Regions from separate parts of the Homo sapiens genome. Here regions 2 and 3 are each linked to region 1. Evidence: read pairs that join two places in POLR2A ChIA-PET (ENCODE). Cell type or tissue: MCF 10A. All regions are shown on one strand. Each heading gives the region's core, and the rest is flanking DNA. Links, peaks and the distances in the headings are about the cores only.

Region 1 (10,345 bases), core at 3,293-8,292:
CAAATGCCTGGGGTCGAGCTCGCTTCCCTATTACTTCAACTTCAGTAACCTTAGTTCTCTATAAAATGAGGCTAATTCATAGGGTTTTTGTGACGTTTAAATGACATAAACCATATAAGGTGCTTACAATAAGACCTGGCACATGCAGGCACTTAATTTAAATGTTAACTAGTATTTAATCATTCTAGAATTTAAAGGAACAAACCCGAGTTTTCTCGCATCCTAATAAACCAGCCATGTTTTTTGATCCTACCTGAAGCGGTCTTCGTTAATTAGCATAGCGTATTGTGCCTGCGTAGCAGCCCCCAATGGCAATTTCTTTTTGATACCTTCACATTGGCAGCAGAAATAGGAGCAGGTGTCCAGCTTTTAAAAATTCTTTTAGGAGGTGCAGCACACCAACATGGCACATGTATACACATGTAACAAACCTGCATGTGGTGCACATGTACCCTAGAGCTTAAAGTATAATAATAATAAAAAAAATTCTTTTAGGAGAAAAGCATTCAAAAAAGTTTGAAGACCACTGCTCTATCTCAAATGGATGCTCAATTAATGCAGTTGACCAATTGATAATCAAGGTTTTTTTTGTTCACTTGCTTTTTCATGTATTACATTTTAAGTTTCTTAAGTGCAAGGATCCTGCCTGGCTACCCTATACCCCCAAACAGCAAGAAACTCTTATGTAATTTTAGATTAAACACCTAGACTAAACACCTAGACTATTTGAAAAGTGGTACCTTTTCTTAATCATATTAATATGACCAAGAGTCATATTATTAGTCAATTGAACTGACACTGTAGGCAAATAAAAACAAGAATTAATTTTTGGAGCCATCTTTGAAGGGCTAGCCACTGTGTATCGTCATTGACTCTGGTCTATTATTCTATTCAACCAATGCCTCACAAGAATCAAGTTACAACACAACATTATGAACAGCCCATTTCTTAGGGTATGGCAAACCGATGCCTTTTCCCGCAAGGCGAGTGCCTAAAGAATTTACCAGAAAGCCTTTGACAGTGATTAATGTCAGTGAAATAGCACTTTATTGTTAGAAGACATGGGATACATATCAACATACAAAACTTAAAGCGGAAGCCAAAGTGCAATGCTTCCTTGAGCTTCATTGACCAAGACAAATGAGGTCGTGCTCAGGCACTGGTGGTGGGAAAAATGGCTTGACAAATCTGCTATGTCCAGTATCTCCAGGCTTCACGTGGCTTTTTATTTATGCCTAATTAAACTGCAAAAAAAGGAATATTAATTTGATCTGAGAGCAGAGTAGTCTACATTCTTCCTATTTTTTATGTTCATCCTGCACCCATATTTGTATAATCACACATTCTCATCTGAATTGGATCAAGAGTCTTTGTTCTGAAAAATTATTACAAATTCTTTATGGATAAGAAGACATGGATAGCCATACTAAAGACCAAAGACTTTTTTGACTGCTGTATTCTATAGCATTTGCTTTCAGGTCTGATTGCAATGTTTTGTACAAAGCACACCAGAAATACAAACTTCACTGGAATTGCAACAGCAATTCACTGTACTCATGTAATAGTAATAGCAATTCCTGACATCTTCTGATTTTGGAACAACCCTTTGTAGGTGAAAACTCTGTTCATGGCAATTTGAGCATAAACTCTCTTTCCATATTGTTGTTAAATTTTGATGTACTGGAGCTGGGAAAGAAGCACCAACTTCATGCAACTCCATGCCAAACCAACCCCCTGCCTCTGATATGCCACAATGATCTGATGAATTATAATGTTCTACATATGATCTACTTGGCTGCAAAATGTTATCAGGTATATAAGCACATACACTTGGAGGCACATGACTTTATGTATTTAATATAATCCTAATAGAAATTTCCATGAGCTTCTCAGGAACCCTGGCAACTAATCCCAAAATGAATATGAAAGAGCCAAGGACCAAGAAAAGACATGACACTCAAAAAGAAGAACCCTACAGGAGATCTTGTCCTCCAGATATTACAATTGTTCTAGGGCTATAGCAATTAAGATAGTGTGGTATTGGGATAAATCATATAGATGGACCAGGGCAACAGAATATAGAATCCAGAAACATAACACACATGCATAGAAATTTTTTTTTCCTAGAGCTGGCATTGCAGACACTTGGAGGAAATATTAATTATTTCAATATGTGGTTATGGGGAAAACATATTACTCATGTGTTAAAAAAATAAAATTGGACCTCTTATATCACACAAAAAGCCAATTTCTGGTGTACTAAAGACTTAAATTTGAAAAGCAAAATTACAAAACTTATCAAAAATTAATATACATTGATAATTTTATAGCTTCCTAGTTTATAAAGACTTTCTAAATATGTATATTATAAATAGAATGATTCTTAAAATGAGATCAACCACATTAAAATTAAGAATTTACGTTCCTTAAAATGCACTGTAATGACCAACCTGGGAAACAGTAGGATGCCGTCTCTACAAAAAATTAAAAATCAGCTGGGCATGGTAGTACACACCTGTAGTCCCAGCTGCTTGGGAGGCTGAGGTGTGAGGATCGCTTGAGCCTGGTAGGTCAAGGCTGCAGTGAGCCATAATCGTGCTACTGCACTCCAGCCTGGGCAAGAGTGAGAGCCTATCTCAAAAAATAAAAAATAAAAATAAAAGACACTGTAATGAAAGTAAAAAAATAAGTGTCAGAAACTGGGAGAAGGTACTCATAACATAGAGAATTAAGCCCCAGAATATACAAAGAACTCTATAAACCTGTAAGAAAAAAATGAACAATCCAACTGATGAATGAGCAGAAATGTTACATGTGTGTTTCACAGAAGAGAAAGAAATGGCAACAAATACATGGAAAATGCTCAATCTTACTAGAAATTGGGGAGAAATTAGAACAGCAGTGATCAGATGCCATTTTATATTTACCACACACACAAGAAGTAAGAATCCTGACAATACCCGATGTGACTGAGAATGTGCAGCAGTAGTTACACCACTTTGGAAAATAAGTTGGCATCATTTAGTAAATACAAAAAGTAGCTGAACTCTCTGACCCAGAAATTTCACCCCTAGGTATATTCCCTAGAGGAATTCTTGCACTGTTTACTAGGAGGCATGGAAAAGAATGTTTATACCAGCACTGTTTGTAATTGGAGAAAAAAAAAAACTGAAAACAGACCAAATGTTGATTAACAATGGAATAAATTGTGGTGTATTCACAATGAATACATCAATGAAGAAATAAAAAAGCTACAGATGGCTGGGTGTGGTGGCCCATGCCTGTAATCCCAGCACTTTGGGAGGCCAAGGCGAACAGATCACCTGAGGTCAGGAGTTCAAGACCAGCCTGACCAACATGGTGAAACCCCCTCTCTACTAAAAATACAAAAATTAGCCAGGAATGCTGGTGGGCACCTGTAATCCCAGCTACTTGGGAGGCTGAGGCAGGGAGAATTGCTTGAACTCGGGAGGCAGAGGTTGCAGTGAGCTGAGATTGTGCTGCTGCACTCTAGCCTGGGCAACAGAGCGAGACTCCATCTCAAAAAAAAAGCTACACAGATGAGATTTAGAAAGGAAATGTTAAGTTAAAAAGCAACTGGTGGAAGAATATATGCAGAATGACTCAATTTACATAGCATTCAAAACACACAAAACTAAATACATTTAGGAGGATATAAATACATGAAGTTAAAACTATAGAGAAAAGCAAAGAGATAATGAATACAAAAATCTAGTTAGTAGTTGTCTCTGATGGGAGAGGGAGAGGGAAGAGGTTGGGAAAGAGTGCTTTAAAGCTTTCTAAAGTAATGGTAATGCACTCTTCAAGTGGGTGGTTGGTAATGAACACCTGTCGTACTCTTATTATTTAACACCCCCCCCCCCGCAAGTGTTTTAAGCTCTTTATTTTGAAATAATTTCATACTCATATAGAAATTTCAAATAGAAATTTGAGTTCAATGAGTTCCTATGAGCCCTTCATCCAGCTTCCTCCAATGATATAATCTTGCATAAGACAAGTTCAATTCACAACACCAGGAAACTGACATTGAACTAAATGGCAGGCTTTATTCAGATTTCACTAGTTTTTACATATACAATTTTTGAGAGTGTGTATGTAGCTCTTTGACATTTTATTGCATGTATAGATTCCTGTAATTGCCATCACAATCAGAATACAGAGCTGATCCATTAACACTAAGAAACAATTTCCTTCCTCTTGAGAGTCCTACCCTCCTCCCAGCCCTAAGCCCTGGCAACCACTTATTGGCTTTTATCACAATAATTTTGTTACCCTACATATATATTTTAATGTTTTTTAGTATCTATTTAATTTTTTTCTTTTTTTTGAGACAGTCTCACTCTGTCACCCAGGCTGGAGTACAGTGGCACGATCTTGGCTCACTGCAAGCTCCACCTCCTGGGTTCACACCATTCTCCTGCCTCAGCCTCCAGAGTAGCTGGGACAACAGGCGTGTGCCATCATGCCTGGCTAATTTTTTGTATTTTTAGTAGAGACAGGGTTTCACCATGTTAGCCAGGATGGTCTTGAACTCCTGACCTCAGGTGATCTGCCTGCCTCGGCCTCCCAAGTGCTAGGATTACAGGCGTGAGCCACCACACCCAGCTGTACCTATTTAATATTTTAAACAACCACCTGCCCCCCCTCCCCTCCTCTGACCACACACACACACACACACACACACACACACACACATACACACACACAGTTTCAGAAGAGAAAAATGCTTAGAACCTGTAAAGATTATCCTCACATCCACCATTAGCTCTCTTAGTGAAATTTTCCCAGGCTTACTCAATTACAAGTAATTTCATGTTCACCCAGTTCACTTCCTTCACCCACTCTTATAAGACCAAAGATAAAGATGTGCACACATTTTTTTTTTTATTCTCTAGAGGGTCATCTTAGAATCAAAAGACCACTCTGTTTTCCCAAACCTCCCCCCAGCCAGGAGTTTGTCAGGTTTTTTTTTCATATTTTCAAAGTATCAAATTTTTACTATATTGATACTTTCTACAGTATATCTGTTTTCTATTTCCTTAATCTCCAATCTTTTCATTGGTATCTCCTACCTCCTTAATAAATTTAATTTACTGTTCTTTATCTCAGACCTCTGCAATGGGGAAGACATTTATTACAGTCTCCGTTTCAGAGAATAAAGCTAGCCCAGCCTGGGGAAGTTTTACACAACAGATTAAACACAGGTGGAAAAATCACAGACACAATCACAGACACACTGAGAGTCACTGATCTTGACTGATCAAACCTAACACTTAAGTCATGCCCTGCACTTTCCATTCCTTTCCCCCCAGGCTGGTTTGCTCCTGTTTTTGCAGATTCCCTGGCAGATCCCAGGCTCCTGACGTCTGGCTGCTCCAGACACAGCCAGTTTAGGTTGAAACTAAATGATCTCATTCACCTGAACCTCAGTGTAGTTGCCTGCCTTTCCTGGAATCCAACCCACCTCTTCCTTAATCAGATCCTTTTCCTCCACCCAGCCTCCTGGGGAGAAAGCCTTCCCCTCCTCTAAACTTTTATTTAAAAACAAGCAAAAAAAATGGCTTCCCATTTGTGCTCTTATGACTCCCCTTGATGCTTACTGCATTTTTCAAACCTGGTTCAAAACAGCTCCACTCCTCACCCCTATTTTTATTCTTTCCCCTGGTTCTCCTCTTTTGCCTGAGGTGTGTTTTGTTTGTTTTGTTTCCATTTTTCAATGCTCACCCAGGCATGTATAGGCAGACTCTGTTTTCACCACAACCAACCAATTCTTGGAATCTTCCTCCTAAAGACAGTTATGTTTCCTTCTAAGAACAATGACAACATTGGGGATTGCATTCTTGAAGAAAGCTCAACAATAATTAAATGAGTTTATTAGTGTATTCCTTAGGATAGCATCATGTGATTTGAAAATGGGTCTATGGACAAATAAATCTGAGTGACAATGGATTTAACAGAGTGCTTCCCAAACTCTGACATGCAAGAATACCCAGATCTTTTTTGTGTTACCCACATACCTCCTTTTTTTGGAAGGCAGGTTTCTATGGAAGGCATCTTGAGTGTAGAACAACCACTGAATTAAGACATGTGTATGACAATAACATGTTATTTTTTAAGAAACCAAGTTAAAAGAGCTGAAGGTTCTGTTCTCCAACTTCTATGACATGAGCACAAACACATTCCATGTGATGAATATGCTATTTGCTCTTAGATCCACCGTCCACCCTGCCACCTCCCCAAAGGAGCTGACCTATAAAGAACAGGCTCCCTTGTTCTTCATTCCAGTCTCTTCCTTGATGCCAAGAATACTCCCCAATAAAACTCTTGGATCCATCTCAGAATCTACTTTCCAGAGAATCGGCCTATGACAAGAGTCAAATAACTCTATAGATTTTATGAGAAAGAGCAGCCTTTCTTTTTGCTCTCATTACCAGTTTTCCAGAGGCAATTAGTTTCAGCTCCTCTGATATATTATTTGCGTATCCCTGGAAAAAATGTTTATATTGCTACTTTTTAAAAATTTTTCTGTTTTAGCATTACCATCAACTTACCTCTATGGAAACTGAACATATTGCTCTCTTACACATACACACATACAGGGATTGAGAGAGAGAGAGAGAACAATTCCCATCTACCCACCATCCCAGTAAACTTAGAATCAGTGCCCAGTAAACATGTTATTATGACAATACATAAGTGACAAAGAAAGCTCAGTAATATAATAGAATATGATTGCTTTTCCCCTTACATTTTCTTTCCCTAAAGTGAATGTCTGACTTGTTTTTCCATTTGCTTAGTTTTCTATGTATTTATCACTAATTTCCAAACACTCCCCCTGTAAATCTCCTCTTTATACATTCAAACAAATTAAGTACACTATCACTTTTACTTTTTGGAAGATGTCTCTTCTAGAACCTTCTGGACCACATTAATTGGATGATCGATACCTAGGATTGCCTACTGTTTTCTTGGAATCTCCTTTCCCATTAATTTAGAGACTTCCTTTACATCTTTCTTGCATTGAATCTCTTGTTTCACTCTTTCTTGGTTTACTTCCTTGTTCTGGTGGAGCCCATCTATCAGTACTTTCCTTGGAAAGGGTGCATGGTAAGTAAATTTTTTGAGATCTTGTTTATCTGAAAAATAGTTTATTTTACCTTTATAGTTGGTTGATGTAGGAAGATAATAGATCTAATGACTTCTCCTCCTTTAAGCAGATGTCATTAAAAAAAAAAACTCTTCTTCCTTTTATTGTATCTCTCTAGCTCCTAAGGTCTCCATAGTTAAAGAAAAAAAAAAAAGCCATGAATAGAGACTTTAATTCACAGGTTAAAGATGTCCTTGGTCTAGAAATATCTTCACACAATATAGCTAAGTATCAATTTAGGTAATATGAGGAATTACTTTTTAAAGGCAACTTAACTTTTCAATTATTTTTTAAAGCTGAGTTCACTTTTACTTCATGATTTAATTTTAGATGTCTAGTTTCAAATAGTTTTATTCCCAGAAAAACTATACTTTATTATGTAGATACTAATGAGGAATTCCAAATCTCCTCCTAAAATACAGAAGTAATCCTATAAAAAGTACAAAAGTCTAAAGATGTGCCACAGTAAAAGTTTTCATGTTATGGAATACCATGCAGCTATAAAAAAGAATGATATCACGTTCTCTGTAGGAACATGGATGGAGCTGGAGACCATTATTCTTAGCAAACCAGTGCAAGAACCAAAAACCAAAGACCGCATGTTCTCAGCTTGGCCAACATGGTGAAACCCTGTCTTTACTAAAAACACAAAAATTAGACAGGCATGGTGGCACATGCCTGTAATCCCAGCTACTCGGGAGGCTGAGGTGGGAAGATCATCTGAGCTCAGGAGGCGGAGGATGCAGTGAGCTGAGATCATGCCACTGCACTTCAGCCTGGGTGACAGAGCGAGACTCTGTCTCACTGCCCCTCCCCCCTGCCAAAAAAAAGACAGCATGTTCTCACTTACAGGTGGGAGCTCAGTGATGAGAACACATGGACACATAGAGGGGAACAACATACACTGGGGCCTATGGGAGGATGGAAGGTGGGAGGAGGGAGAGGATCAGGAAAAATAACCAATAGGTACTAGGCTTAAACCTGGGTGATGAAATAATCTGTACAACAAACCCCCATGGCACAAGTTTACTTATATAACAAACCTGCACATGTACCTCTGAATGTAAAATAAAAGTTAAATTAAAAAAAAGTTTTCATGTTAGAGTAAATATACAGAAAAATAGTTATATTAGATATTACTGCATTTTATTTATTTATATATCTACATACACATTTATGTATATTTGTATATATATTATGCATGCACATATATAGCTAATGCATCCACATTATTCAAAAATAAGAATTGTAAAAGTATACAATGAAAAGTTTTTTTCCCCACCCAGTTTCCTAGCTCATAGAAAATGATTACTTGTTTTTTTGTGTTTCCTTCTAGAGATATTTAATGCACATACAACCAATTATTAGGAAATACTTTGGTAATCTGAAAGGAGTTTAAGGAATAAATTATTCAAAATGGTGTGGACAGAGCAGAAGGAAATGACATGGAATGGTAAGGCATCTGTAATTTTATTACAAAGCTATAGTAGTCAAAACAGTATGGTACTGCCATAAAAACAGACACAGAGACCAGTGGGACAGAATAGAGAGCCCAGAGGCCAAGTTATGAATTTAGTCCATTCATTTTCAACAAAGGTGCCAAGAACACACATTGGGGAAAGGATGGTCTCTTCAGTAAACGGTGTTGTGAAAACTGGATATTTACTTGCCATAGGATGAAAATGGACTCTTATTTCACACCATATACAAAAATCAACTCAAAGTGGATTGAAGACTTAAATACAAGTCCTGATACTATAAAAATCCTGGAAGAAAAGAGAGAAGAAAAGTTTTTGACACTGGGCTTGCCAATAATTTTTGGGGGTATGACACCAAAAGCACAGGCAACAAAGTCAAACACAAATAAGTAGCACTACATCAAACTAAAAAATTCCTGCACAGCAAACCATATATCTGATAGGGGCTTAATATCCAAAATGCATAAGGAACTCATGCAACTCATAACGTGATTAAAAATAGAGCAAAGGACCTGAAAAGACATTTTTCCAAAGAAGACATACAGATTGCCAACAGGTATATGAAAAGGTGCTCAACATCACTAGTCATCAGGGAACTGCAAATCAAAACCACAATGAGATAAGACCGCAAACCTACTAGGATGGCTATTATCACAAAATCAAAAAATAATTAAGTGTTGGTGAGGATGTGAAGAAAAGGGTACAATTGTAAATCGGCACAACCATTATGGAAAACAGTATGGAGTTTCCTCCAAAAACTAAAAATAGAACTACTGAATGATTTAGCAATCCCACTTCTGTGCATATATCCAAAGGAAATGAAATCAGTATCTCAGATATATCTGCACTGCCATGTTCATTGAAGCGTTATTCCCAGTAGCCAAGATAGAGAAACAAACTGTGTTCATCAATAGACAAATGGTTAAAGAAAAGTTGTGTGTATGTATATGTATATGTGTGTATATATGTATACATATGTATATATGAATATACACATATGTATACCTATGCATATATGAATATACACATATATGTATACCTATGTATATATGAATATACACATATGTATACATATGTATATATGAATATACACACATATGTATACATATGTATATATGAATATACACATATATGTATACATATGTATATATGAATATACACATGTATACATATGTATATGAATACACATATGTATACATGTGTACATGTGAATACACTTATGTATACATGTGTACATGTGAATACACATATGCATGCATGTGTACTTGTGAATACACATATGCATGCATGTGTACATATGAATATACACATATGCATGCATGTGTACATATGAATACACATATGCATGCATTGTACATATGAATACACATATATGTATGCATGTGTACATATGAATACACATATATGTATGCATATGCGTGTATATGAATATACATATATGTATGCATATGCGTGTATATGAATATACATATATGTATGCATATGCGTGTATATGAATATACATATATGTATGCATATGCGTGTATATGAATATACATATATGTATGCATATGCGTGTATATGAATATACATATGTATGCATATGCGTGTATATGAATATACATATGTATGCATATGCGTGTATATGAATATACATATGTATGCATATGCGTGTATATGAATATACATATGTATGCATATGCGTGTATATGAATATACA
Region 2 (10,345 bases), core at 3,228-8,227, 360 kb before region 1:
TCAGAAAGTGCCAGACTATCCTTACATCTGGTTCCTCAGGGCTGGCAGACAAAACTGGAATTACTCGGAAACAGATGTTGGTGGTTGATTTGGTGGACTTATTTGTGTATTTCCTCCAGGGTGTCAGGATCAAGATCAAATGTGTTCATGAGGTTTAAAACAACTGCCAAGGATGGCCTTTTGCTGTGGAGGGGAGACAGCCCCATGAGACCCAACAGCGACTTCATTTCCTTGGGCCTTCGGGATGGAGCCCTCGTGTTCAGGTAACCCCCTCTCCATCTGCCTTCAGCAGCACCTTGCGATTTTCTCAGACATTGCAGATCATGCCAGAGTGATTCAGAAGGGAGCCAGAACACAGTCTGCTGGAATTGGCTGAAGCCTGAAGCTTCAAGGCTTATTGGAAGCTCCTGGTCTTTCTTTCCAACATTCATCTTATAGAGCAGCAGTCAGCAAACTATGGCCTGCAGGCCAAATCTGACCCACCACTCTTTTTTGTAAATAAAGTCTTGCTGGGGCCGGGCACAGTGGCTCACGCCTGTAATCCTAGCACTTCGGGAGGCCGAGGTGGGCAGATCATTTAAGATCAGGAGTTTGAGACCAGCCTGAGCAACATGGAGAAACCCCATCTCTACTAAAAAATACAAAAATTAGCCGGGTGTGGTGGCAGGCACCTGTAATCCCAGCTACTAGGGAGGCTGAGGCAGGAAAATGGCTTGAACCCATGAGGCAGATGTTGCAGTGAGCTGAGATCGCGCTACTGCACTCCAGCCTGGGTGACAGAGCAAGACTCCATCTCAAAAAAAAAAAAAAAAAAAAGAGTACAGCAGTATTCCAACAGGACTTTTTTTTTTTTTTTTTGAGACAGGGTCTTGCTGTTGTCGCCCAGGCCAGAGTGCAGTGGCGCAATCTCGGCTCACTGCAACCTCTGCCTTCTGGGTTCAAGTGATTCTCTTACCTCTGCCTCCCTAGTAGCTGGGATTATAGCACGTGCCACCATGTCTGGCTTTTTGTATTTTTTGTACAGACGGGGTTTCACCATGTTGGCCAGGCTGGTCTCAAACCCTGACCTCAGGTGATCCACCCGCTTCGGCCTCCCAAAGTGCTGGGATTACAGGCATGAATCACTGTGCCTGGCTTGTACTCTCTCATTTATATATTGCCTGTGGCCATGTTCATGCTACAATGGCACACTTGAGTAGCTTCAATAGGAACTGCATGGCAGAGCCTTAGGAATTGACCGTCTAGCCCTGTGAGGAACAATTCTGTGCCCTTGTTCTAGTGTGTTACTGCTGCATGTTCCCTACTCATAAATTAGGAAGGGGCAGAAAGAAGACTTGGATACTGCCAAGCACAAAGGCCAAGCATAGAAGTGAGTACTCAGCCTAAGACTCAGCAGCTCAGGGAGGTCTAAAACCCTAAGCTCCAGGAGCCCTGACTTTAAATTCTGACTCTGCTCCCTGTTAGCTGTGTAGCTGTGGGAAGGAGAATCCCTGCTTTCAAGTCTCCTGCTGCCAGAGGAACAAAGCACAGATTCATGTCTCAATAGATCCACCCAACATGAGAGTTTTGTAAATACTTCTTGGGTGTTACCGATAACGCAGTGCCAGAAGTTCTTCCCTCTTTTAAGTGAATTTAGACTGTTTCCAAATTTGTCAAATGCATAGCTATGAAGTGGTTAAAGAATTACCTGAATGAGTTCTCCCCACTCTTCTTACCAGATTGGGTGAAAGCTGAGCTTCCAAGGGGCAGGGCCTGTCTCGTGTAATATCAAAACACTTCTCTAGAGATTGTCATGGCACATCCTCACATGAGGTTAGACATCGCTCATCTAGACAGTGGCTTTCCAAGTGTGGTCCCCAGACCAGCAGCCCCAGCATCACCTGGGAACTTGTTAGAAATCCACGTTCTCAGGCCCCAACCTGATCTACTGAACCAGAAACACTCTAGGGGTGGGGTCCAGCAATCCGTGTGGTAACCGCTTCCCCAGACGATTCTGATACCCTCAAAGCTTTGAGTTCCATGGGGGAACTCATTTCTTGGACTTCTACTTCTTAATTCACCCTCTGATGACTAGCTCAAGTGTTTGCTAAATGATATGAAAGTAATTGAATTGAAATAGACAAAGCAGGGATCACTAAACAGTGGAGAAGCTGAAGACTTAATTCTGGGGCTTCTGTTGGTCCTGTGCTAAGATTACTGACAGCCCAAGTAGGATAACAGAAATCTTTCTGTTTGAATAAAAGGCATTTTGAGAGGAAATGTCACTTGTCCAATGTTATGCTATTCCCTAAATAGCAGAGCATGCTAAGTGACTCCATCTTATGATTGTTGGGGACTTTGGAGACTCATATGTAGTTGAGGCTGGATGCTGGCAGGTGAGAGGCAGCTTCTCACCATCTCTGCCTTCCTGTCCTCCGTAGCCTCCCACCCATTGCTAGCCCAGAGGTTGAACACGGAGCTCTTCACACCCTATTTCAGGCTGGCTGCCTTGAAGCCATTTTCTTATGGTTTTCCTGTGGTTAACCTCATCAAGGCCTCAAGTACTTGATTGTGCCCAGAAAAGAGAACCGAAACAGAAGCTCAGCTGTGGGTGGGATGGTCCAACTTCCCCCTAAACTGCCAGCTGAATCTATTCACCACCCATTCTACTCCAGTAGGGAAACAGCTCCCACCAGCTCCCATGCCCAGCCCTGGAGAGCCCCCTCCCCTCTCCCACCTGCTTAGGATCCTTCAAAGAGCTCTGCTTTATCCTGAACATACTTCTTGTTACCATTTCTTTCTCAGGATTCTGAAAATTGGCCCTCTGTTTTTCTTCCAATCCTGGAGTTCTGATTGTGATCTGTGTAAGACACACTGCTGAACCCAGGCCGAGGTCGACTTCTGTGCCTGCTCTGGTCCTGGAGCCGCCCCATTGCTGCCACTCTGTTCTTCCTCCATCTGGGCTGTTATCCCACCACATCAATGTCCCCGATGCTGATGTAGGGAAGCGTACCGGCGGGCTGGGGACAGAGAGGAATTCCAGTGTAGGCCAGTGGTTTGAAGATGTCAGCGGTGTGGTGGGCACCGGGTCTGATTAGAAACAAGCACCCGGGTGTTTCCGGGACCCATGCCCTGAGAAACAGGGTCTGAAGTGGCTTTGGAATCACACATGCCTGATCCCCCACGTGGGCTCATGAGTTACCTAAATCTCAGCCTCTGTCCCCTCCTTGCAAAACGACAGGGTTCGCTGTAAAGATTAAATGAATGAATTCATGTAAGGGGTTCAGTGTGGGGTCAGGTGTAGCTAATTAATGATAATGATAAGAAAAATTATGATCCTTGCTCAAGCATTTTCTGAGTCTTAGAAGCCTTTACCTCAGAGAGAGAACACGTAGTTATTATTAAAATGTAGTTCTTATTTTTATTATTGTTATTGTTATTTTTAATAAGTCACGGGCCCTGCGCCCAAGGGGCACAGATCTGTGCAGTCTGGAGAGTGAATTGTTCTACAGAGCAGACAAATCGTTCTTGAGGTTTCAGTGTTTGATCCAGGCTCAAAGCAGATGGAAGAGGAACCCTAAGATAATAAAATATAGTCCCAACTTTCATGACTTTCTTTACCTAAAAGCTGGTTCTTTGGCTAATTTAGTGCTCAAAGGCTTTCTGCCAGAGAATAGGGAAAAACAATGGGATTCTAAAAATGTATATATGTATATATATTTATAGTTTTGGTGCAAGATTTAGCAGAAAAAATAAGGAAATCAAAGTGCTCAGTGAAAATGAGTGTGTTTTTCTGTTTTCTGTTTTGTTTTTGTTTTGTTTCATTTTGTTTTGTGATTGTATGTGGGGCATAAAACCTACCACCGGTGGGGTTTGTGAACATTGCTTGACTGTTCACAGTGAACACTGCCCGCTTAGTTTCACCTCATCACATCTTCATGCAACGAAGAGGGGGAAGAGACTTGACATTAGCAAAGTGCCTTGTGCTACAATTTAAAGGGGGCATGATTAAAAGTGCCACCACAGGAAAGCAGGAAGGTGGCCGAGTGGTTTCCAAAAGGCCTCACCTGAAGGTATTTCCGGGTGGCCCACCTTGGTGCTCTGGCTCACAGCCTCTAGTGCACACCAAGCTGAGTGGCTCAGAATAACCCATCATGGCAACCAGGTTCCCAAGACGTGGGTAGAGAAGTTAGACATACATTCTTATATCTGTTTGTTTCTACATTTTTATACTGAGGCATACCTTCCATGCCATGCACACCTGTTCAGTGTAGAGCTTGATACATTTAGAATATGTAAACACTGAATCACTGTCACCCAGAACAAGATATAGAACATGTCCACCACCCAAAAATGCTCCCTCATTCTTCTCCCAGTGAAGGTAACCACTCTTCTTGGTCATTTATGATTATATACACGAGGGAGCTTTTCCAGGGTGAGTATCAGCACGTCAGAGGAAGCGGGAGGTTCTTTGGAGGGTCTGAAATCAGATGGAATTGAAGGGTTGGGGAATCGGGCCATGGAGAAGCCAACTGAGTTGCCCCCTCCCACAGTGATGGCTGGATTCCTGTCTGCCAGGTTCACGGTTGACTCCCTAGAGCACATTCTAGCTCTTGGCCTGAACAGGAGAGTTGTCGGGCTGCAGAACAGAAGGAAGGGCACCCTTTGTCTAGATGGGCTCTTAGACAACTGAAAAGGTTTTCATTCACTGCACCACAATCATGTTCCAATCCAGCCTCCCTTCACGTACACAGCCAGATCACCTTGATTCTGAGATCTGGGTGTTCCGGACTGCTTTGGTTATATATTGACAGCTTGTTGGCTTACTTTCACACATGGCTAGTCTTCAGAAGAGGTGTGACATATTCAAGCCTTGGTGGCAACTTTCTCCTTCCTACCAGTCCCTTGGGGTGCATTGTCAACCCCGTATCCAAGCTGCACTAAGTGCTGCCTCTGTTGGGAGTGGTGGGATTTTTCATTTGGCTCCTACGATGTGCAGTGCTTCCTACATATGTCATGTTACTTAGCATTCCCTAGGATTCTTCAGGGAAGGGATTATTATCCCCGTTTGACAGATGAGAATATGAAGCAAGTTGCCCAAGGTCACAGAGCTGTTAACTAGCGAGTCTGGGGATCAAGGCAGGTCCGTTGAATCTGAGTGTCCGTGCTCTTTCTATCACCCCACGCTGCCTCTCAGAACGGCCATAGATAGTAATTCAGCTAAGTTTCTGCCCACCAGCAACTCGCCCTACTTCCTATTCATTCAAGAAGTATTTAGCCACCAAATCATGAAATCTCAAAATTCCGCCACCAGGCTGCTTTATACAAGGAGGTACTTGATGTGGGAAAACTCATTAGAAAACAGTGGACTTTTCAGGGTCAGAGTGGCAGCTTTGTCCCAGGGTTTGTCAAGTCACCCCAAGTCCTATTCTTGGTTAAATGTCAATGGGCTGTGTGAGTTCTTCGAGCCTCCATTATTAAAGGAATGATCTATGGTGCTTTCTCTGGAGAAAGCCAAGCACTTTCTATTCTTGCTGTTTTCTCAGAATGAGTACATGCCAGTGCTTGTTAACTCATCCAGATTTTCTCTCGACATCCCTCTCTCTTGGGCAATGAGGTGAAGGAGAGATATGTCCTCTTACAAAATGAGGAGGGAGTCATCCCAGGTGGAACATACTTCCCTTCAAAAGCTTGATGGCCTAGGCTTTATTGTATTATCCAGGGAAAGTCTGGGCAGTTGGCCCAGTGCCCGGGCTAGAGTAGTCACTCACTAAATATTTGTCGAATTAAATTTAATTAGAATAATTGAATGAACACTGGATTAAGGGGGATATTTCTCTCTGGTAACAACATGTTCATGTTTTCTGAAACCCTTATGGTATCGGGGTATCTGGGAACTGAAATAGAAAATAGGAAGCCACTAGAGAAACCTGATAGCAGAGTTAAATGGATAAGGGCAGAGGATACACCAAGTTCAAGTTCTACATTAGGTTTGTGATTTTAGGCAAATTCCCTTAATCTCTCTGGGGCTCACCCTACTCTGCAATGTTCATTTTTTTTTAAAAAGTGAAAACAGATGCATTCATTTCTTAGGGCTCTGATAATACATGACCACAAATTAGGTGGCTTAAAACAATAGAAGTGGGCTCTCTCACAGTTCTGAAGGCTAGAAATCCACCATGCAGTGCAAGGGTTGGCTTCTTCTGGAGGGTCTCAGGGAGAATCGGCTCCATGCCTGTCCCCCAGGTTCTGGTGGTGGCTGGCAGCCCTTGGCATTCCTTGGCTTGGAGATGCCCCATTCCAGTCCCTGCCTCCAGTTTCCCATGGCTTTCCCTGTCTCTGTGTGTCTCTGGCTCCATGTCCAAATCTCTTCTCATAAAGATACCAGTTATATTGGATCCATGGCTGCCCTAATCCAGTATGACTTCATTTTAACTAATGAATCTGCAAAGACCCTATTTTCAAATAAGTAACATTCTGAGGCTCTGGGTAGACATGAATTTGGCGGGTGGAGGGAGGGGGCAGACCATCATCGTAACATAGTATAAAACATTACACATGATAAAGCCCTTCTTGTTATTCCTGATACTTTAGTACTGATGTTGCCTTACATGAGGGCATTAAAAAACAATCTTGATAACATTATGCTAAGTGAAGTAAGCCAGTCACAGTCACAAAAAAGACAAATACTCTATGATGCCACTCATATGAGGTATGTAGAAGAATCAAATCCACAGAGTCAGAAGGTAGAAGGCTGGTTGTCAGGGGCTGGGGGGAGGGAAGAATGAGGGGTTATTATTTAATGCAATGCTTTTGTTTTGTAAGATGAGTTTTGGAAATTGCCAGCCCAACAATATGAATATGTACTTAATGCTGCGGCACTGTATGCTTAAAAATGGTTACGATGGCCATGGTTATGTTACATATATTTTACCATAATTTAAAAGTTTAATAATTTTTAATTTCATGAACCAGCCTAGAAACCCAACAACTTTTATAACACTCTTGTTTTTTGTTAAGGAAACTGCACTCTGAGTTGCAAAGAACTTTTGCCCTGAGAATCGTCTGTGAACCGTGTCTGCTTATGCCTCAGTGTTTTATTCTGTTCTCTGTCTTCTTCTTCTCCAATGCCTTAGCTATAACCTGGGCAGTGGTGTGGCATCCATCATGGTGAATGGCTCCTTCAACGATGGTCGGTGGCACCGAGTTAAGGCCGTTAGGTGAGTCCCTCCCGCAGCATGAGGCAGAGCCAGAGCTGAGCAGTGGTGGGATGTGGTGTCCAGTTCCCTTGTAGTCCCACTGTCCTGTTCCCCAACTTTGCCTGGCATCCTAGTTACCCCTGATCCAGGGCATTCAGGGAATTTTCTACCAATTCCCGCTGTGCCCTACATTGACACTATCAGGCCAGGGAAACTGAACCCCCAAACCTTCATTAAGCAGTAACCTTCTGGAGAAGAAACCTTTTGATGGCTGATCTGGAAGAACCTTGAGAGTTCAGTGTATGTGGACTTTAAAGAATGTTTGGGCCGGGCATGGTGGCTGACACCTGGAATACCAGCACTTGGGGAGGCCGAGGTGGGTGGATCACCTGAGCTCAGGAGTTTGAAACCAGCCTGAGTTACATGGCGAAACCCTGTCTCTACAAAAAATACAAAAATTGGCTGGATGTGGTGGCACACGCCTGTAATCCTAACTACTCGGGAGGCTGAGGTGGGAGGACCGCTTAAGCCTGGGAGGTGGAGGTAGCAGGATCATGCCATTGCACTCCAGCCTGGGTGACAGAGTGAGACCCCATCTCAAAAAAAAAAAAAGACTTTCAAATCTCATTGTACAGGCAATCCTCCCCCCTCCCTCTGGCTTTTTTTTGTTTGTTTTGTTTTGAGACAGGTTCTCGCTCTGTCACCTAGGCTGGAGTACAGTGGTGTCATCATGGCTCAGTGCAGCCTCGCTTGACCTCCCAGGCTCAGGCAGTCCTCCCACTTCAGCCTCTTGAGTAGCTGGGACCACAGGTGTGCACCATCTGCCTTGCTATGTTGCCAGGGCTGGTCTCAACCTCCTGGCCTCAAGTGATTCTCCCACCTTGGCCTCCCAAAGTGTTGGGATTACAGGCATGAGCCACTGCACCTGGCCACTTTTTTTTTTTTTACACATTACCTAAACCTTAGAACCTGACTGTATTTCACTCAGCCCCAATTACATATCTCCCCCATCACAGAGGTAATCACCATCCTGACTTCTGATTAACTTTGGATGAATCATTCCTTTGCTCTTCTTTATATAATAGTTTTACTATTAATACCTTTGTCCATATTTCTAACAACATATTTTCAGAAACGAAATAGCAGGCTGAAACTTAGAAATGTCAATCTCGCAAGTTAGATGAAGGTCCCAGGAGAAGATAAGCTGAAATGAAGGTCTGGTTGGGGTTCCCTGAGAATTTATCATAACCCTTTCTGGGGAAGCCAGTGGGTAAAGTCATGAGTGAGGCCTGGGAAACATGGCGCCCACCATGGCTACTTTCCTACTCAGCTCCCATATAGGCTGCAATGGGGAGAGACTTGCTGGGCCCCCAACCCCTGGCTGCTGGGCCCCCAACCCCTGGCTGCTGGGCCCCCAACCCTGGCTGTTGGGCCTGCCTTTGAAACCCTAGAGGAAATGGGGATACAGAGGCAGATCTGTGCCTCTCAGCTTCCCAGATGGTCTAGAAAGCCCTTGAGACAGAGGTTGATTTTGATGAAGTCTCAACTCTAACTTTCTGAAAAAAGAAATGTTGTCCCATCATGAATATCCACATGCTTGGATTTCAAATAGTTTCTAGACTACAAGTTAAAAATTCAGAGCCCAGCCTAACTCCAAAATACTCCAAACTCTATGGCTTCTAACTTCTTCATTTCTGCCTCTTACCCATCTTTAAAGGGGCTTGGCCAGAGACATCCAAAGGAATATGAAATGCTTGAGCTCTTTACCTCTAACCACACTTGATCCCTACAAATCCCCACCCTGGGAACATCAGGGAACAACACCCTTCTCCCAGTTTCCTTGGGTGGAGATCATTGGTAGAATACTCACACATTGTGGAATAATTTTTAAGCCTTCCCAGTTGTTGTTGGGGTTTGATTATGTGTATCAAGATACACTCTGGTGAGGATACCAGGCACTTCCTAGACATCTAAGGAAACTGATGTTAAATGATCTTCCCCTAGACTATACAACTGTTTGTGGGAAAAGCCAAGATTAGAATCCCAGCTCAAAGCCCTTTCCATCCTACCCCATGATGAAACCCACCCAAAGCTAGGATTTCAGATGTTTGGGAGGGATAAGGCAGTGGAATGTTCTACAGGAAGAATTTCACATGTCAGAGTGTCAAGCTGGGCACCATGCAGATGGCTTAGCAGACTTGGCTTTTCCTGTTGGCATCATGGATACCTCTGCTGGTGGGTCTTAGGTTGCAATGAGGGCTGAACAGAAGGAGTCGAGCCCAGGAACTAGATGAATGGGAGGATTCCAGCAGATACTGTGAGTTGTGAGCAGACAGGCCTAGAAGGGAAGAGTTCTCAGGGGGAACTGGGTCAAGGCCATGGATATCAATTATGGCAAGAAGGATTGAGCAGATACCTTAATTCTCTGTAGCAGGCTCCAGGGTTAGAGATAGGAGTGTCAATGAAAAGGAGATTGCCCAGGGGGCCTTGCTTTGGACAGTGTCTTGCTCTGGGGCATCCTGCTCTTGCAGGCATTAATCCCAGCAGAAAAGAGAAAATAAATTCCAGTTTATTAAACATCTCCAGTTGCCAGGTACTTTTCATACTTTGTCTCAATATTCACAGCAACTTAGGTTTTATAATCTTCATTTTATGGATAAAAATGATAATGATATTGATAACAATAACAACACACTCCTCTACCAGTCTTTATAGAGCAAGATGTGTATCAGGTATCATGCCCTGTGCTTTGTACGCATAACATCTGATCTCCACAATAATCTCGGGAGATGGGCATAGCTATTCCCATCTTAGGTGAGGATGCTGAAGCTCCACAGATTCACTGTTCATTCATCATCTGGGATGAGCCTTATATCATTCCAGACACAGGAGATACCTCATTGAAGAAAATTAACATCCTTGCCTTGATGGTCTTGCATTCTAATGGGAAGCAACAGACAATAAGTAATAAACATGATAAAGAAGCATGTTATTATGCTAGAAGGTGATGCCACATTTTTTCAAATCTAAGATGCCATTGATTATAAGGTATATCTTCATTTTAGATATAAAAAATGAAAAACTCTTAGACTTTATGAACTAGAGTAAGTAGAAAAAAATGGAATATTTTAGAGTAATTAATTTTTTTTTTTAAAGGCAGGGCAAGC
Region 3 (10,345 bases), core at 3,080-8,079, 200 kb before region 1:
TACCTTTGGCAAAAAAACAAAGATAGAAGAAAACAAAACACAATCTGTCCTCCAGGCACACAGCTAGAACCCTCTGTTCTCTTCCCTACTTCTCAGTTTAGGATTGGAGAGAAAACAAGTGGGATTTTGTAGAACCTGCCTTTTCATTTATGGCGTGGGTCCTCCCTCATCTGGGCAGAGGCTGGGACAGACAGGCTCTGTCTGAACAGAAGAACCCATTTACGCCAGAGGTTCTCAACACTGGCTGCACATTAGATTCATAACATCTAACATTTTAAAAATACTGAAAATACAGATATTCAGAATTCAAATGGAATTGGCCTGTGATGAGGCCTGGGTGATACCTTTTAAAAACTCTCTGGGCTGGGCACAGTGGCTCACCCCTGTCATCCCTGCCCTTTGGGAGGCTGAGTGGGGCGGATCACTAGAGGCCAGGAGTTTGAGACCAACCTGGCCACCATGGTGAAACCCTGTCTCTCCTAATAATACAAAAATTAGCCGGGCATGGTGGCATGCTCTTCTAGTCCCAGCTACTTGGAAGGCTGAGGCACAAGAATTGCTTGAACCCGGAAGGTGGAGGTTGCAGTGAGCCAAGATTGTGCCACTGCACTCTAGCCTGGGCAACAGAGTCAAAATGTGTCTCAAACAAAACAAAACACTCTCTAGATCATACTGACACGCAGCCAGAGCTAATAACCCCTTGGACCGGTCACCCACGCAGCGGGGAAGAGAACAGATACCCCTGAAGAACTGAATGAAGTTATTCTTCCAGGATCTTTTTAGTGCTAAAAAACATCTCATCTTCCAGTAGGAGGGAAGTCATTTAACTGTGTGGTCAGCATGGGTCATCTGGGCAGATACAGATTATTTCAGATTATTTGATGTTCTTAACTGGAGTCTTTCTATGGCTTGAATTGAAGCTTATTTTTAATAATAAAAAAGTTTTAATATTTATCAAAATCAGGAAAAGAGGGTAAATTAGATTAAAAGCCATCCTCATAATTAAGCACTCTATGCTAGCTATTTATTTGTCTTAGAAAAAAATGATTCTTTCCTCTTTTAGAAAGATACAATAATTCTAAATTAAAGCTTCGAGATAAATTATGACTTATGAAGAATAATGGGATAGTATCATAAATAAAAAACATTGTCTGCATGAAATATGACCACTCTAATTCTGTACATTTCCTCCCCATTTCAATACAATGAAGTTTTTACAAGGCAAATTAATCTAGCATTAACCTTGAAATGATTACCCTACCTTACTGATGAAACTGATAAAACAAAAATACTTTTAATGCTAAAGAATCTTGTTAAATTCTCTATAACTTAAGCAAACTATATCTAATTTCTCTTTTTTTTCCCCCATTCTTTAGCCACACACTTAGCATTCTGTAGCAAAATAATCACTGGACCCCAAGTGAGAAGCCTGAGTTCTGGTTCAGGCCATAGAACTGCTTTATAAAGTCAATTAACTTTGCTGGGCTGCTTCTTCATCAGTAAAGTAAAGGCATCACCAGGTGATATATAAGATCGCCTCCATGTTTAGGAATTAGTAGGAAGGCAGATTATTGGTTTGACAACCCTCAATCAAATGAAATGCCTGGTTTTCTGTCCTGGCATATAGTGTAGGAACACGTTATATGTAAAATATGGTATATATGCACATATATAACATACACACACACATATGTATATATAAAAATTAACATATATGTTATGTATATATAAATTAACATATATGTGTTTATATAATATATAACAACATATATAATATATATGATATATATATAAATTAACATTTACTGAGCACTCTGCTAAAGAAATAAGGTAGTGCTATGGAGAATTCAAAGAATTAGCAATTATATCCCTAAGGTTTTACTATAAAAATTATAATTTAGGCCGGGCACGGTGGCTCATGCCTGTAATCCCAGCACTTCGGGAGGCTGAGGTGGGCGGATCACTTGAGGTCAGGAGTTCGAGACCAGTCTGACCAACATGGTGAAACTCCATCTCTACTAAAAAAATACAAAATTAGCCCAGCGTGGTGGTGCCCTCCTGTAATCCCAGCTACTCAGGAGGCTGAGGCAGGAGAACTGCTTGAACCCAGGAGGTGGAGGTTGCAGTGAGCCGGGATCGTACCATTGCACTCCAGTGTGGGCAACAAGAGTGAAACTCTCTCAGAAAAAAAAAAAAAAAAAAAAAAAAAAAATATATATATATATATATATATATATAATTTAGTTGGGGATATAAACAGTCACATCAGATAAAAGTATTCAGAATTTCCAGTTGATATTTAATAAAATCAATCAACATTTATTGGATACCTACTGAATGATACCTACCTGATAAGTATCACAAATAACAGTGCTGATTTGTTTAGAATAAAGCTGGGACTTTTTCCTTCCTTTAAGTAAACTATGGTAACACATTACATTAAAACTTCAGTTAATGGTATATTTGTAATGTTATACTTCTAAAGAAGGCCTCTAAATTACATAGGCTCCGGCCTCACAAAACCTGGTTTTGCTCCTGATGGGGCAAACTAGGGAATAGAGCATGGAAGCAAAACCCACCAATGGCCTGGTGTCCCTAAGTTTGCATTTTGGCTGCTGTTGGGATCACTATACTATATCTGTGTTGGGTCAAGTGGGCAGTCATATTCTTTTCAGAAAAGCTTTCATTGTTCAAAGCTACATCTTGACCAATACACATGCACCTTAACCAGAAGCATGGTGAAACCCTGGGCAGTACATGGATAACATCGAGGTCAAGGCTAGGAACATGGAGTTTTGCCATGGGCACCACTCTGACCAGCAGAACACCTTGTGGGCAACGGGCTGAATGACCTAGCCAACCAAGAGAACATCTGGTAGACCCAAAAAGTTTGAAAAAGGGGAGAAAGAGTAAAAAAAGAGAGGCAGAACAGCTGCATAATTTGGAGGGTCCACTACAAAATAAAAATGTGGACCTATTGTTGAAAAAAATGTTAAGAATTTTTGGTAATGACAGCAGAGCATAAAGCCATGAGTGAGACCCTGGGAAGCATGAAACCCTGTTGAGTCACACATCTGTGAAGTCAGCCCTGAAGACAGCAAAAATCTTAGAAGGGTGCTCACATTATTGGGCATGTACTATATGCTGGACACAGTGCAAAAACACATTCACAATTCATGTTATTTTCAAAACAACTATGGGAGAGAAATATCAACATTTCATGGATGAGCAGAACTCTCAAAAAGGTTAAGCTATTTGCACAAAGACATATAGGTAGTATGTTTGTGTGCACTGAAGTGGAGGAGGAAGAGGACAGAGAGGGAAGGGACCCAAAGTCATTGCCCAAGTAATGGTTAGAACCAGGAACATTTGGGCGTCTGTCATTAAGATCATTTAACAGAGCCAAGATGTCAACATGGTTTGATTGCCGTTGTGAACGACAATTGAGGCAGTGAATAGGAAATTAAAAACACCATTGTCTTTTACTATTTCTTTGAACCATTTATCCCTGTGCTGCTGCAGGGAGGTTGTCATTCCAACAAAAGCAGACACATTTGGAAGCTTCTAGATGCTCAGCTTTTATATTTAGTTACTCTGGTTGGCTCAGGGTTAAATGACTACTGCTTTATTTGCAACTTATTTATATTAAAGGTGAAATGTCAGGTTCACACAGGGTAAAATAAAGGACTCTCTATAAACATGCAAACAAATGCAAGTGTTCGCTGCCAAAAATATCCAAACAAACCAAACCAGAGAAGAGAAATGTCGCCTCAGCCCAAATTGTAGCGCTCTTCCACATGACCTCTTCAGTAGATGAAAGGAAATCCTGAAATTCAAGACCAAGCTCAATCAAATGCTAATTTAATGTTGTTCCCTAGTAGATACCAAGTCAAGGGAGATTTGCCACTTATCTGGCTAATTTGAGCTCTGGGACACCCAGGGTAGAAACCGAGGCAAAATAAATCTAATAAGGGATTGGAATATTTTGGTACTTTGCCAACCGTCTTCAGAGTCACTTGGACACTGTCATCTTTTTCACTCATGCTTGTTTGTTTACATGCATCTATAAAGCATAATTAAGGATCCTTTGATATAAAAGTAAATTTATTTATTTAAGTACTGACATATCCACACATGCTCATAAATGAGCTTCAGTATAGAGGTGTTCTTAATCTGTGCGATGTTTTAGGAAAGAGGGTGGCAGTAGGACCTGCACACTCCTGGATCCTAGAGATGACAGATATGTGACTTTTAAAGAACATGTGGACTTGGCATTATTGATTGTCACTAAGGAGACCTGATCTTATATCAAGACAAGGAACTGGAGTTAAGCCCATAATGCACCTGTGCCAACTCAGTGGCCCTTGAAACTGGCGGAACGGGTTTGGTGCCTACTTTGATCTATGCACATGAAACTCAGAGCTCCCATTGAGAAGAGAGTTTATAGGATCATGGTTCTGGTATCTTTCCTGAGAAGGGAGGAGAGGGAAACTGTCATCTTTTCTTTCACCCATTCCACTCTATATAAAAGTAGACAGCAAGCCTGCAAATTATATTGCTCTATAGTTGGTCCTTCTATGGTAAGAGGGACCTGGTCAGCCTCTTTATCCCCTTGGCAAATTATTCCCAGCTTTTGAATGGCCAGGCTCCTTGGAGGCTGGTGACTGCTGTTTCCTGCTTAGCACTCCTCTGGGAAGGGGAGTGGGGAAATAAAGACCGAGCTCAAAAAGAAAAAGAAATAAAGACTGAGCTCAAAAAGAAAAAGAAAAGAAAGAAACAGCCCCCCATCAGTATGGAAACAGCATGCATGAGATGCTTAGTGGACACAGAGGTCTGGTTCTAAACCAGGGGTCTAGGTTATATCACAGCCTGATCAGTAACTTTGATGAGCTTTGATTTCCTCTATGACCAAGAGATAGTTAAAATCTTGTTCTTAATTCTAGGAGTAAGGAAAACCCTGCATTTCTTAAGCAAATGGCACAATATGTGAACAAAGCCCAATGCTTATTCCGGTAAATCTTAAATCAATTTATTAAAAAAATATATATATAGAATAAAGGTCAATTTGCTGACTTACTTAGAGGAAAGAAATCACTAGAAGACCATTTTTTTTGTAATCTTGCAGAAGAGGAAGTCAGAATATTGTTCTCATATCTGTTTATGTGGAATGTCACTACTGATAAGAGTGACACAACAGGGACATCACACTCAGAGCCCCTGACTCCTGCTTAGTGATAAAGTGCACAGAGCCTGGAGCCAGCTGGCTGGTTTCAAATCTCATCTCTGTTCCTTTCTAATTATGCTAATGTCTCTGAATCAGTCTTCTTATCTTTAAAATGGGGATGTTAATATCATCTGAAGGTGCTGCTAGTTTCTTACCCGGTAGCTATGCTATTTTCCTTCCTTTCTAATGATTTTGTCCAGTTCAGTGGTATTTCCAGTTAGAAACACTCATTTCCCAGACTCCAGTAGGGGTCTGTTTTACCCGGTTCTGGCAAATGAACTATAGGCAGGTGTCATTGGATGGGGCTATTCCCATGGAGATTGACTCAACTGACCATGTTTTTGCTCTTCAGGGTCCCTCTACCTGGGATGTGATTCAGTACCCAATGGTGGAGCGGTCGTTGAGGAATGAAGACACATACAAAGGGTAAAGGAGCAGGTAGGATTGGGAAACATCGCTCCTTGAGCAGCTGCAGGCATAATGAACTGCCCATTCCTCTATTCCTTGTTATATGAGAAAAGCAAAAAAAAAAAAAAAAAAAAAAAACCTTATTAAGTTAAGCCACATACAGCCAAATGCCACCGTAACTGATATACTACCTAACAAGATCAGCGTGAAGAATTTATGACAGTCAAAGTGTTTAGTACACAGCCTGGCACTGAGTATTTAGTAATAGGCATTTACACTGACTTTTACCTATGGGAAAGAACAGTCAGCAGAGTAAGAATGGGGGCTGTCCCTATCCATAGAGATGTGATTTCCTGCTTATGGGGATTGGGGTATGGGTATCTCTCCTCTGCCTGACTGCTGTGAACCAGCTGGCACAGCCTGTTGGTTCTATTTTCTTGTAGCATTTCCCCTCCCATGGCCTCAGGGAGACCCAAGGAGCTCTGATCCTCAGATCTCTTCAGCGCCTCAGATCTCCTGTAGTTTATCTTCCCCCCTTGCTGCCTCCAGGAGTGGTGCCACATTCAATATCACGCCAAGACTCCTGAACCCAATATGATTTTGAATCTCATTAAAATTCTTTTCTGTTTTAACTTCACCTCATAGGGGACACTAATGAAACTCTTAAAAGAACCAGATGTGGTATCTGGCACCAGTTCATAGCCCAAGAATTGAGCTAAAAATGGAATGTACTGACGAATGTTCCCCCTAATAACTTCCACACTCAAAGAGTCAGAAGTCTTCCTAGCATAGATAGATTCTTCTGACACTAGCAGTACTAAAATATGCAAGAGTTGTATCTCAAAGACACCACAAATGTAACATATGTGATAAACCTGATATGGCTTCCTTCTTCCCAGTTTCCCCACAGTTTCAAGATGCCTAAGAAGAATTTACAATCTGAATTAAACTTGCCCTGCCATCCAGATGCATTAATTTGGTTCACAATATTATTTTATCTCTTTAAAGATGTAGACCTATTTGTCTACATCTGAATTTGATCTCCTTTTAAACAGCTATCTTGAGGTATAATTGACATACAGTAAACTACTGGTTTAAGGTATATAATTTGGTAAATTGCAACGTGTGTGTGTGTGTGTGTGTGTCTCTCTCTCTATATATATATATAGATATATAGTCATAAAACTGTCACTGCAATCAATATAATGAACACTTACGCATTACACCCAAGAGTTTTCTTGTGCCTTTGGTAATCCTTTCCTCTGCCCCTTCCCACTGCCCACCAACTCCCATCCGTGTATCTACTTTCTATCACTACTTTGCATTTTCTATAATTTTAATCAATAAAATAATATAGTACATACTCATTTTGTCTGGTTTCTTTCAATCAACAAATTATTTTGAAATTCATTTATGTTTGCCTCTATCAATAGTCATTTCTTCTTATTGCTGTGTAGTATTCCATTGTATGAATATGCTATAGTTTGTTTATCCATTCTATGGTTGAAGGATATTTGAGTTGTTTCTACCTTTTTCCTATGACAGGTAAAGCTGCTATGAGCATTTATGTACAAGTTATTGTATGGACCTATGCTTATACTTCTCTTTGGTAAATATGTAGTGGTGGAATTGTTGAATTATCTGGTAGGTGCATGTTTATCTCTTTAAGAAACTGCCAGATTGTTTTCCAAAGTGGTACCATTTTTCATTCCTAGGAGCAGTGTATGGGAGTTCCATCTCTTCAGTTCATTTTCTAGTCTGTTCCATTGATCTATTTGTCTACTTTTACACCAATATTACATTGTCTTGATTACTGTGGCTTTATAATACGTCTGGAAATCAGTTAGTTCTCCAACAGTTCTTTTTCAAAGTTAGTCTGACTGTGAATTAACTTGCTCTTGTTTTTCTGTTTTTTTCAAAGTGAAAGCTGAGATTATGGGTTTGAGACTTTTCTTCTTTTCCAATACAGGTGTTTTTGTGTTATAAAAATTCCTCTAAGTACTGCTTTAGCAATATGTCTCACATTTGGTATGCTCTTTTTATATTCTTATTTACTTCCAAATACTTCCCAATACTTTCGATTTCTTTTTTGACCTATGTGTCATATAAATGTGTGTTATATCACATCCAAAAATTTGGGGGAATTTTCAACAGATGTTCTGTCATTAATATTTAATTTTAATTTGATTCATTAAGGTCATAGACTGTACAATTTATTGAGACTTGTTTGATGACCCAGAATGTAGTTTAACTTAGGTAAATATTCTGTATGAACTTGAAAAAATGTGTATTCTTCTGTTGTTAGGCAGAATGTATATAAATGTCATTTAGGTCAGGTTGGTTAATAGTGTTAAAGTCTTCTTAAAGTCGTCTGGCTACTTGTTCTATTAATTATTGAGAGAGAGATGCTGAAATCTCTAGCTATTTATGGGATTGTCTATTTTTTCTTGTACTTCTGCAATTTTTGCTTCATGTGTTTTGAAGCTCGCTTATTAGGTGCCTAGAAGTTTATGATGGTTATATCTTCCTGGTGAATTGACCCCTTCATCATTATGAAATAAACCTCTTTGTCCCAGGTAATATTCTTTGCTCCAAATCTACATTGTCTGATATTAATATAGCCAGTCCAGCTTTCTTTCGATTAGTATTAGCATGGTATATCTTTCCATTCTTTTACTTTTAATCAATTTGGGTCTTTCTAGTTAGACTGGGTTTCTTGTAGGCAACATATCATTGAATCTTACTTTTTTATACAGTCTGACAATTTCTGCCTCTTAATTGAGATGTTCATACCATTTATATTTTATTTCATTACTAATGTGGTTAAGTTTAAATCATTCATCTTACTATTTGTTTTCTATTTTTCCCATTTTTTGTTTGCTCCCCCTGCACCCCCTTGTTCTGCCTTCTTTTAGATTATTTTTTATGAGCATTTATTGCCTTCATTGGCCAATTAGCAAAACTCTTTGCTTTGTTATTTTAATAATCACTTTAGGGTTAATAATCTGCATCTTTAACTTATCTAATCCACATTAAAGATATAATGCCCCTTCATGAATAGTATAGAAATCTTACATTAGTCCAATTCTCCTCTTCCGTCCTTCGTGCTATTGTTGTCATACATTTTACTTTTGCATGTTACAAACCTTATACTACACTGTTAGGTTATGTTGTTGTTGTTGTTGTTTAAATCATCAATTATCTTTCAAAATGATTTAACCACTAAAAATAACTTACATATTTGTCTATGTAGTAACCATTTGCAGTTTTCTTCATCTCCTTATGTTAATGCATATTTCCAGCTGGTATTATTTTTCTTCTACCTGAACGGCTTTTATTGATGCTTCTTGGGTCAAATTTTGATCTGCTGTTGATGCATTCTTCCACTTTTCCATGACTGAAAAAAATCTTCATTTCACCTTCATTTTAGAAAAATAATTTTGCTATTGACATTTTTTATCTTTCAGAACTTTGAGGTGTTGTTCCACTGTCTTCTTGCTTACATTTTTTTCTAACAAGAAATATGCTGACATTCTTATGTTTGTTAATGTGTCTTTTTTCACTGTCTGCTTTTAAGATTTTCTTTTTGTCATTGGTTTAGAGTAAATTGATTATGATGTGTCTTAATGCGGTTTTCATTATTATTATTATTATGCTTGGAGTTCATTGATTTTCTTAGATCTGTGGGTTTACAGTTTTCATGAAATTTGGAAACTTTCTGGCCATTTTTCTTCATATTTTTATTAGTGATTTATTGCTGTGTAACGAATTATTCCAAAATGTAGCAACTGAAAACAATACACATGTATTATGTCTCTTTTTTTTTTTTTTTTTTTTTTTTTTTTGACAGAGTCTCTTGCTTTGTTGCCCAGGCTGGAGTATAGTGGCAAAATCTCAGCTCACTGCAACCTCTGCCTTCTGGGTTCAAGCAATTCTACTGCCTCATCCTCCTAAGTAGCTGGGATTACAGATGCACACCACCATGCCTGGTTAATTTTTGTATTTTTAGCAGAGATGGGGCTTCGCCATGTTGGCCAGTCTGGTCTTGAACTCCTGACTTCAGGTAATCCACCCACCTTGGCCTCCCAAAGTGCTGGGATTATAGGGATGAGCCACTGCACTTGGCCTATTATTTCACACTTTCTGTGGGTCAGAAATCTGAATATAACTTTGCTGGGTGCCTCTGGCTTTGGGTCTCTCATGAGGCTACAACCTAGGTGTTGGCCAGAGATGTAGTATCTCAAGGTTTGAATGGGGCAAGATCCATTTACAAACTCACTTTTGTAGCTTCTGGCAGACCTCAGAAGATCCATTTCAAAGCTCACCCACATGCTTGTTGGCAGCCTCAGTTCTTCACCACATGGACCCCTCCATGCGACTGCCTCACAATATGGCATCTAGCTTCCTCCAAAAAAACGGATTCAAAGAAAATGAGAGAGAAAGCCCCCAGATGGAAACCAGAGTCTTTTTGTAATATATTGTATAATACAAGTTATATAACATCACCTTTGCCGTATTTTCTTCATTAGAATTGAGTCAATAAATTCAGCCCGCACTCAAAAGGCAGGAACTAAAGAATAATATGAATACTAGGAGGCCAAGATCACTAGGAGGTAATCTTAGAGTCTGCCTACTACTTTGGGAACCCCTTCTTTGCAAATTGCAATTACACACATATTAGGCCACTTGAAATTTTCACAGCCCACAGATCAT

What was found. Peaks named below come from ENCODE experiments on the same cell type or tissue, not always from the same donor. Only the 100,000 strongest peaks of a DNase experiment are listed, where the experiment ranks them.
Region 2: POLR2A ChIA-PET joins it to region 1 with 5 read pairs; 14 of 35 experiments call an interaction of 5 or more read pairs at or near these places.
Region 3: POLR2A ChIA-PET joins it to region 1 with 5 read pairs; 4 of 35 experiments call an interaction of 5 or more read pairs at or near these places.

The regions. Positions count from the first base shown.
Region 1 is chr5:38,811,081-38,821,425 of GRCh38, forward strand. All of the region lies in intron 1 of OSMR-DT (OSMR divergent transcript), which reads right to left. Among named protein-coding and RNA genes, the nearest start is that of OSMR-DT, 30 kb to the right of the region's middle. In MCF 10A, for the core only: no CTCF peak of the experiment used is centred there; a DNase peak (open chromatin) is centred at 5,401.
Region 2 is chr5:38,451,196-38,461,540 of GRCh38, forward strand. It overlaps EGFLAM (EGF like, fibronectin type III and laminin G domains), which reads left to right. Exons shown (of 22, transcript NM_152403.4): 19 at 120-263; 20 at 7,116-7,199. All of the region lies in intron 1 of EGFLAM-AS5 (EGFLAM antisense RNA 5), which reads right to left. Among named protein-coding and RNA genes, the nearest start is that of EGFLAM-AS5, 12 kb to the right of the region's middle. In MCF 10A, for the core only: no CTCF peak of the experiment used is centred there; a DNase peak (open chromatin) is centred at 5,586.
Region 3 is chr5:38,609,998-38,620,342 of GRCh38, forward strand. The region is part of intron 2 of LIFR-AS1 (LIFR antisense RNA 1); the gene reads left to right. Among named protein-coding and RNA genes, the nearest start is that of MIR3650, 58 kb to the left of the region's middle. In MCF 10A, for the core only: no CTCF peak of the experiment used is centred there; no DNase peak of the experiment used is centred there.